Regions from separate parts of the Homo sapiens genome. Here region 1 is linked to region 2. A link is an interaction called in ENCODE POLR2A ChIA-PET data of the cell type or tissue named here. Cell type or tissue: GM12878. All regions are shown on one strand. Region 1 overlaps TRIP12 (thyroid hormone receptor interactor 12). Region 2 overlaps TRIP12 (thyroid hormone receptor interactor 12).

The links. Peaks named below come from ENCODE experiments on the same cell type or tissue, not always from the same donor. Only the 100,000 strongest peaks of a DNase experiment are listed, where the experiment ranks them.
Region 1: POLR2A ChIA-PET joins it to region 2 with 9 read pairs; 6 of 35 experiments call an interaction of 5 or more read pairs at or near these places.

What each region holds. Positions count from the first base shown.
Region 1 is chr2:229,819,541-229,824,540 of GRCh38, forward strand. All of the region lies in intron 8 of TRIP12 (thyroid hormone receptor interactor 12), which reads right to left. Among named protein-coding and RNA genes, the nearest start is that of TRIP12, 100 kb to the right of the region's middle. RefSeq lists a silencer at 2,689-2,889. In GM12878, no CTCF peak of the experiment used is centred here; a DNase peak (open chromatin) is centred at 2,851; H3K4me3 peaks cover 1,192 bases; H3K27ac peaks cover 2,245 bases.
Region 2 is chr2:229,908,848-229,913,847 of GRCh38, forward strand. The region is part of intron 1 of TRIP12 (thyroid hormone receptor interactor 12); the gene reads right to left. Among named protein-coding and RNA genes, the nearest start is that of TRIP12, 11 kb to the right of the region's middle. In GM12878, a CTCF peak has its summit at 2,111 (motif pointing left); a DNase peak (open chromatin) is centred at 2,123; H3K4me3 peaks cover 380 bases; H3K27ac peaks cover 529 bases.

The DNA.
Region 1 (5,000 bases), 89 kb before region 2:
TCTCAAAATTAATTAATTAATTTTAAAAAATAAAGTCTATGAATGTGTTTCATTTTTCATGGACACTTTCCTACTTGAAACCACAATTAATTAAATTAACACTTAACCAATCTTATATGATGTTACTTTTAAAGCTCCTTCACTTCTTACACCTTTTCAAGTTATTCTTCGCAAATTGGACTTTTCCAGTCCTATATCATTGAGTACTGAAATGTGTAGAAATGGGATATATGTCTGGAAACTGTCAATGAATGTGAAATTCTCAAAAAACTGAACCTAATAATTTCAACTGAGCTTCAGTGATATTCCTGGGGGCGTACACCTCTCACAGGGGCACATAGCAATCAATGGAAGTTGTTTTATGGTTTAAGATTGTGGCTACTGCATTCCATAGCTATCGCTGCCTACCTACCTTTACCATAATTAAAAATCCATCCAAAAATACACCAGAAGAAAAGTTCAGGGAAATACAATTTAACAATTTTAAACTAAATAATACCAATTTTAGTGACAGCAGGTTTATCACTTCTGTGTTGACATAATGTGGAAGGAAAAACAAAATGATAGAAAAATAGTGAAAACAAATGAATCCTCCACTGATTCTAACATGACTTTAAAAGGATTAAACAGTTCATATCAAGTATGGCCTAAGAGCACAACCCCCTAAAAGAAAGAACCAACATGTATGCAACTAGATGGAGGTCTTATAACCATTGGGGTTGGCAACTCTTAAGGACATGGATCTTATACAGCATAATCAAAATTATCATCAATACCAATAAAACATCTGGGATGTTCCTAAAAATAACTTACACTAAACTGAAGATGACAACAAAAAGCCAAAACCATAACCAAAACCTGATTTATCCTCTGATTTATGAGGAGAAACCAACTCCTAGAGCAGTGGATTTTGAATTTAGAATCATTTTATACTCTTAAAAACTACTGAGGTACCACAAAGCACTTTTGTTTATGTGGGTTATATTTATTGATAATTTTAAAATATGTTAATTGAAATACAAAAATTTTAAATATTTGCCAGTTAACTCATTATATATTAATATAAATAATTTTGATTTTAAAAGACCTTATTTTCCAAAACAAGTGGTGCGGTCTCAGCTCACTGCAACCTCTGCCTTCTGGGTTCCAGCGATTCTCCTGCCTCAGCCTCCCAAGTAGCTGGGATTACAGGCACAAGCCAACACACGTGGCTAATTTTTCTGTATTTTTAGTAGAGATGGGTTTCACCATGTTGGCCAGGCTGGTAGTGAACTCCTGACCTCAGGTGATCTGCCCACCTCGGCCTCCCAAAGTGCTGGGATTACAGACATGAGCCACCGCGCCTGGCCCAAACACTGTATTTCCAATCTGAATTTGGTTGCTAATGTAGAACTCATGGATACAGAAAGCTAACTGTATTTATTTTTAAAATCCATGAATAAGTGGACCCAGCACAGTTCAAACTCATATTGTTCAAGAGTCAACTGTATATAGAAAAGATTGGCCTTATTTTGTTCCAAAGAGTATTAAAAAGACATGTCTTGGGAGTAAAGACCTAATTAAATTAACTTTGGTTCAGTAAGGGCATCTTAGATAAAAACTGAATTATATTTATTAGGAGTATGTGGCAGTGAAAAACACAATGATTGCTAGTACCGTTTAGTGCCACTGCTTTGATGCTTAAGATCCCACCAGTTTTACCCATTACAGCTTTTGCACCATCAGTTCAAACATCAATGAAGTAGAAAAGGAAAAATCTTGGTAACTATTATTAGTTTTGACCTTATAGAACTCATTTAAGGGTCTCTCTCAGAAACCAAGAGTCCACAGATCACACTTTGAGAACTGTTATCACAGATCAGGGTTTGGCAGGAAAACGTTCTCTTTCAAGGGAGAGATAGCAATTATTTTGGGCTTTACAGGCATATGGTCTCTACTGCAACTACTCAACTCTAGCACTGTAGCTGGAAAGTATCCATAGAAAGTAAGACTAATACAAACAAATGAACATGACTGTATACCAATAAAACATTATGGACACTGAAATTTGATCTGCATTTAATTTTCACATCACAAAATATTCTCTTTTAAAATGTTTTCAGCCACGTAAAATATAAAACCCATTCTTAAGAGTACACAGGTAGTATAAAAACAAGCAGGAGCGTGGATTTGGCCCTTGGGCAGTAGTTTGCTAATTTCTGATAGGAATGGAAACAGAAGCCTATAGTGCTTTAGGGAGTCACAAGAAGCTAATGTGTTGAAATCAACTGGCCCACAGACAGGTACCGAGTTCTGGAACTGTGAAAACTGATAGAGGGGCCAGATACCCTGGCTCACACCTGTAATCCCAGCACTTTGGGAGGCCAAGATGGGCGGATCACCTGAGGTCAGGAGTTTGAGAACAGCCTGGCCAGCATGGTGAAACGCTGTTTCTACTAAAAATACAAAAATTAGCCGGGCGCGGTGGTGTGCACCTGCAGTCCCAGATACGTGGGAGGCTGAAGCACAAGAATCACTTGAACTCGGGAGGCAGAGGTTGCAGTGAACCAAGTTCACGTCGCTGCACTCCAGCATGAGCGACAAGAGCGAGACTCCGTCTCAAAACAAACAAACAAACAAACAAAAAACTGATAGAGGGGAGAGTAAGAAGTTTTGATAAGATAGAAGAAAATCTTCTGCAGTCTCATGGTGCTCAGAAGCCAACATCTCAACAGAGAGAGTAGGCGTCAAAGACACACAGCTGGTACCTGAACTCCCAAGATAATCTGCCACATTTTGAGACTGCTCAACTATTCAAATCTGAACTCCCAAGATACTTGCCACATTTTGAGACTGCTCAACTATTCAAATCTGAGGAGACATAGATTTGCAAAGTTGTCAATCAAAATTCTAGGAGGGCCACAACAAAGAAAACAGTGACTAGCAAGAGGTGAAATGAGTCATACCAAAATTACCAGAGGTGAAATTAGTCATACCAAAATTACAACTCTGGTTAAAACAAGCTCAAGTCCTGATTAAAGTTAGAGTGATCAGCTCTGGACCCTTTATTTTTGGTAGAGAAAAAAGAAAGCTAGCACTAGCAGAAAATATCATTTTGGGCCACTTTAGTTCTTTTATACAAAACGTCTGTCACATAACCAAACAATTACTAGACTTATAAAGAGGCAGGAATATGGGACTGAGAATTAAGTGGGGGAAAAAAAGACAATAAAAGCAGACCAATACTTCTAGAATGAAAAGACAAATGTTTTATAAAGTATTAAAAATACAAGCAAAGATGGACAAAATTGATTAAGAATATACACATTTTCAACAGATGATTGGCATCTATAAAGAGAATCAAAAAACTATTCAGAACTGAAAAACGTATCTGAAATTAAGAACTCATTGACGGGTTTAACAAAAGATTGAAGACAGCAGAAAAAAGAACTAGTGAATTTAAAAACTGATCAATAGGAAGTTTTCCAACTAGGCAAAGAGAAAAAATTCTGAAAACAAAACCAAAAATAAAACAGAGCCAGAGAGACATGCTGGATGCAGTGTAAAGTTTAAATGTGTATGATCCTGATACTCTCCAAAAGGAAAGGAAGGAGAAAATCTGATGATGAGATAAGAGAAACAATACTAGAAGAAATAATGACCAAGAATTTTCTAAAACTGAAGATATCAACTCACATATTCAAAAGTTCAGTGAAGGGCAAGCACATTAAGGGTCAAGGAAACATCACTTAAACCCTATATAGTCAAGCTATTAAAAAATAAGTGGTTTTTACATTTTTTTTGAGACAGGGTCCCATGCTGGATTGCAGTAGCCCGATCTCGGCTAACTGCAACCTCTGCTTCCTAGGCTTGGCCAGGCATGGTGGCTCACGCCTGTAGTCCCAGCATTTTGAGAGGCCGAGGTGGGGTGGATCAGGAGGTCAGGAAATCGAGACCATCCTGGCTAACACGGTGAAACCCTATCTCTACCAAAAATAAAAAAAAAATTAGCCAGGTGTGGTGGCAGGCACCTGTAGTCCCAGCTACTCGGGAGGTTGACGCAGAAGAATGGCGTGAACCCGGGAGGCGGAGCTTGCAGTGAGCTGAGATCGCGCCACTGCACTCCAACCTGGGCAACAGAGGAGACTCTGTCTCAAAAAAAAAAAACAACAACAACAACAAAAAATAAGTGCAAATAAAGCACATGCCTGTAACCCCAGCAACTTAGAAACTGAAGCGGGAGGATCACTTGAGGCCAAGGGTCTGCGACTAGCCTGCGCAACATGGCGAGATGGCATCTCATTAATTCATTCATAAATTAATAAAGACACATCAAGGATTTCTCAAACACAGAAAGAAATCATTATTAATAGTCTGACACTATGTTAAAAAAAAAAGTTCTTTAGGCTAGAAGGAAACAATCCTTTAAAGAAAAAAGAAACTGCAAGAAGAAACTAAGAGCACTGCAAAGGTTAAGCATGTTGGCAAACATAAAAGAAAACAGATATTCTAAGTAACGTCCTATCAAGTTTATAACACGTATATATAGGTAAAACAAATTAAATACAACAAACATAAAGGAGGGCAGGAGGTAAAAAGTGTTAATAAACTGTTGTAAGGTTCTTGTACTGTTTGAGATATGATAAAGTATTAATTTAAGGTATGCTATAATAAACCAATGAATTTGCATTATACTCTCTAGGGTACCACTAAAAGAAATATACGAAGATACATATAACTAAAAAAAGTTAATATTAGAGAAACAATGAATTTTGGTAAAAATTCAAAAGCTTGATACCATACTACTGTCATTCACACATGACTGGTGGAAACGCAAAATGGTGCAACTCCAAATGGGGGGGAGTTTGCAACACCTACAAAAACATCGTATGCATTTACACCCATTTAAGCAGCAAACCTGCTTCTAGAAATCTATCCAAAAGATAATGCTTGAAAAAATACGAAAGCTACATTTCACTGAAGCCTTGCCAATAGAAAAAAAAACTGAAAACTCAAATGTC
Region 2 (5,000 bases):
CTGGGAGGCCGAGGCGGGCAGATCACTTGAGGCCAGGAGTTCAAGACCAACCTGGGCAATATAGCGAGACCCCTCTACAAAAAATAAAAAAAATTAGCCAGTCACAGTGGCACATACCTGTGGTCCCAGCTACTGAGGAGGCTGAGGCAGGAGAATCACCTGAACCTGGGAGGCAGAGGTTGCACTGAGCTGAGATCACGCCACTGCACTCCAGCCTGGGTGACAGAGTGAGACTCTGTCTCAAAAAAAAAAAAAAAAAAGAGATTTTATGTTAGTTTTGTCCAAGTTTACCACTCTCCCTTTAAGACTGTAAACTCCAGGCCAAGGACTACATTTTATATATCTTTATAATCCTAAATCTTGGCCTAGGGCCTGAAATAAGAAGTGTTCAAAAATACTTATTATACCCTGATAAGGGCCAGGAGTGGTGACTCATGCCTGTAATCTCAGCATTTTGGGAGGCCACAGTGGAAGGATCACTTGAGCCTACGAGTTTGAGACCAGCCTGGGCAACATAGGGACACCCTGGCTCCACACACACAAAAAAAAAAAATTAAAATATTAGCTGGATGTGGTTGTGAACACCTGTAGTCCCAGCTAGTCAAGAGGTTAGGGTGAGAAGATCGCTTGAGCCCAGGAGGTTAAGGCTGCAGTGAGCAGTGACTGTGCCACTGGACTCCAGCCTAGGTGACAGCGTTGAGACCTTGTCTAAAAAAAAAAAAAAAGCCTGGTACAGTGGCTCATGCCTATAATTCCAGCATTTTAGAAGGCTGAGGCAGGAGGACTGCATGAGGCCAGGAGTTCAGGACCAGCCTGGGCAACCAAGATTCTGTCTTTACCAAAAAAAAAAAACAAAGTAGCCAGGTATGGTGGTGTGAGCCTGTAGTCTCAGCTACTCAGGAGGTGAAGGCAGGAGGATCACAAGATCCAAGGGCTTTCAAGGCTATGGTGAGACATGATTGTACCACTATGCTCCAGCCTGGGAGACAGAGTGAGACACCCAACTCTAAAAACAAAAAATATATATATACCATTTGCTTATAATTCACATGTATTAATTCCATATCCACTGCTAGAGTAACTGCACTGACATGCCTTAAATGATTGCTTTTCTAGGTTTGAGAGTATTGCTACATGCAATTCAAGCAACACCTTTAAGAGCTAAATGCAGCAGTTGCTGAAACCAAGATAACTCCTTTCCTTGAGCCATGATTCTAATACTAGCCCTTAAAATAGAAACAATTCCAGAATTTTTTTAGAACTGTTGTTTTACTAAGTCCTTGATTTTACACTCCTTAAAATAACTATAGATAGATTAAGCCATTCCTAACTTTACAACTGTCTGAAGAAATATGGAAAACTTCCCAAATCCTTTACTATTGCATTAAAAATTTAAATAAACTCAGCAGGAATCATGAAAAAGTTCTAAGTTTCTTGAGATACAGTAAACTCTCAGAAGTTAACTCTGTAATTATGAATCACCTTCATTTTCTTTTTTAGTAATAAGAAACAAAACCGTAACACTATGGCTGAATATCAGTAAACACATGAGTTAGGTAGTAGACCCATTTTATAGAAGAGAAAGAAACTCTGGTATTCCAGCAAACATAAGTTTACCAATTCCTTAAATGATTCAAGAAATAAACTGAGTATCAATTAAAACATGTACCACAATGAAGATATAAAATGATGGTGTATTAGCTCTTCAGTAATTCCTTTCAGTAGTCCTTACTTTCTGTAATGACAAGATACCTGGAAAAAATGTCATGGCCTAATATACAGGCAGCTGAAAAGTAATACTAGATGGTTAGAAGAGGCAGAAGGAGATTATCTTACAGCACCACACCAAAGGCTGAAATACCCCAAGTCTTAGTTCATAGCAGCAACTGGAAAGGCAACACTTTTCAAAAGGCAGGATGAAGAGTAGAGTAAAAAAGATGAACTCTGCAATTAACAGTCTAGTTTTCTGAAAGGATTTTGAGGCCAGAATGTGAAAATCAACACTAACATTACTAATGACAGTTGAGAAATAATTAGTAAATAGGTCTGATCACAAAGTTAAGACTACTGAATCTTCTTAAACATCAGCCTACTTGTTGCCATCTACTGGGGGAAGGGCACAAATGCATTTGGACCTGGGGTGGAAGGGTAGAGAGCAGGGTCAAATTCCCTTGAGACTAAGCTGCTTTCCCTAGGTGGGAAGAAATGAAAATACATGCTTCATATAAAGGAAAAAATATATGAAGCTGGGTGGCTGTTTTACAGAAAAACAGGCACTCTTGTGCTACAGCAGTAAAACAGATAGACTTCACGAATATTTTTATTCTAAAGTCCACAAAATGTTGGACAATACAGCCTTCCTTACTCTACAAACAGGTACAATTCTGAGTCATAAATCTGCATAGCTAGCATCTCTGCTTTCTACATAAGAATCAAATTAATCCAAACTGCAATTAGGAAAGTCTGTAAGAACACACCAGAAATAAAAGCTGCTAAAGAAAGCTAAATATCATAGCTATCAGAACACTGAAAAAAATTGTTTTTAGTTTCTCTTCAGCCACCATACAACCTAACTTCTCATTTTTAAAATCCTGTATACATACTTGTATAAAAGTAATGGTATCTGTTAAAGGATATAAAACTGTGCTAGATAGGAAGAGTATGTTCTCCTGTTCTATTCCACTGCAGGGTGACTATAGTTTAATATACAGTTTCAAATAGCTAGAGGGAAGATATTGAATGTCCCAACACAAAGAAATAATAAGTGTCTGTGATGATGGTATGCTAATTACCCTGGTCTGACTACTATACATTGTATGTATTGACACATTACTAAGTGCCCCATAAATACATACATATTATGTGTCAAAATAAAATTTTAAAAACAATTAAAGGGGTAACAACTCTACTATGCAGAGTGCAAAGCGAATATTTTATTAGAATATTTAATTTGATTAAACTATGTAATATTAATTTGTACTTTTTAAAAGTATTTACATATTTATCCCAGAGTCAGTAATGGCTAGAAAAAAAAAACCAGAAGTATTTAAATATTTAAGCCACAATTCACTTTTGTTTTAAACATAATTTCACTGTATTGAACGCTAAGCAAAAGTTTCCCTATATAAGACTTACAAATTACTGAGGACAACTCACAAAAAATCATGCATTAGGTATCAAAAAGTATTTTGAATTACAAAAAATCTGAACAAACAACAGTTGAATGTGCTGAGACAAAATGACTGATAGCTTCCACTAAAGGAAGACTTCTGTGTCCAACAGAGGACTGGTGTGGGTCATTTAGACAATAAACCAGCTTCTGCTTATTTAACATTTTAAACAACAGGAAAAAACAAGAAGTTTTACCTTCACTACTTCTATCTCCTCCAAAACTTAATACAAAAACTTTTATATGTAGTATCAGAAAGGGAAGCACTGTCATAAAAAATGACATCTAAAAGCACTTTTATTTTTGTTTTCAGTTCATTCATAAATATTTTTGTACACCTTTTTCACATCACCTATTCAGGGATCAACAATCATTCAACATAATCTGTTAAATCTAATTCCGTGATCTCCCATTTAAGAACTTCAATAATCTCAGCCCAATTTCCTGTTATTTCATATATATGGACCCTCTACTCCAGAGAGCCCATTTACCTTAATATTAGATCCTCACCACAATTACACCTTTAAGCTCCCCATTCTTCTATATCTTCCTCCAAACAATCAGGGCCAGTTTAAGCCCCTCTCTCTTCATAGTCTTCCTAAGTAACTTCAACCCAGAACTGAACCTCTCTAAACTTCCAAGTACCCACTGTATAAAACTCGATCTTGTACTTAATAACAAATATGCACAATGTTAGATGTTGTGTGCTGTAGTCGTAAGTTTCAACTCATCTACAACAAAGTACATTTCAAGATAAGGAATCTCCTTTTATAAATCTCTTCTTTTTCAGCACCCTCTAAGAGGGCAGATCTTGTATGGAACCAGATATGCACTCACATTAGCTGCTGATGAGTATTTGTTTTTGTTTTTTGAGACAGAGTCTCACTCTGTGGCCTAGACTGGAGTGCAGTGGCATGACGCACTGCAGCCTCAACTTCCTGGGTTCAAGCAATCCTCCCAAGTAGCTGGGGCTACAGGCATGCACCACCACATCAGGCTAATTTTTTATTTTTAGTAGAGATGATGTCTTGCTGTGTTGCCTAGGTTGGTCCTGAACTCCTGGGCTCAAATCATCCTCCTGCCTCAGCCTCCCTAGGGGTTGGAATTACAGGCATGAGCCACAGCACCTGGCTGAATATTTGTAAATGAAGATGCTTCAACAATTTATTTAGTATAGCCACAAATCATGCCCTAATTCATGTTTCTTAATTTACATTCTAATATCAGATTTTCTAAATGCAGAAAATCTACATTTAGAATTTTACAGAATATTTCTCTATGCTAAATACTATACTCCTATATACAGTTTTAGACAAATAAGCTGTGATGGAATAAGATAAATATCAACTATATGAAACATAACAGAACTTGGAAGACAAGGAATAAGTTTCAGGTCCCTTTTATATTCTGTCAAGCACAATTGTGGCACACAGTAAGCACTTGATAAATATGTATTGATAAATAAATCATCATCTACTAATAAACATCATCTCCAAATGCTAAATTTGGGGTAACCAACTAACTAAAATATTCTAGGGTCTTAACAATTCCTTAAGTAGCTGATTTTAATGAGCCTAATTTTGAAAAATTTATATTCTACACTCAGCTGCCAACCCCTGAAAAATGAAAACAAGCAAGTAAATTATGGCAAACGATGCTAATATTATTTCACAACATCGTTTCTCAATGTGTCACACCAGAACACACTACCACGTACACCTACCATGTACAATGCATTATGTTGGAAGCCTTGTGCTAGACACTGTGAAGATAAAAGAATGAGATCTCTACCTTGAAGAGGCCAAAAACCCAGTTAAGTTAAAATGTAAAC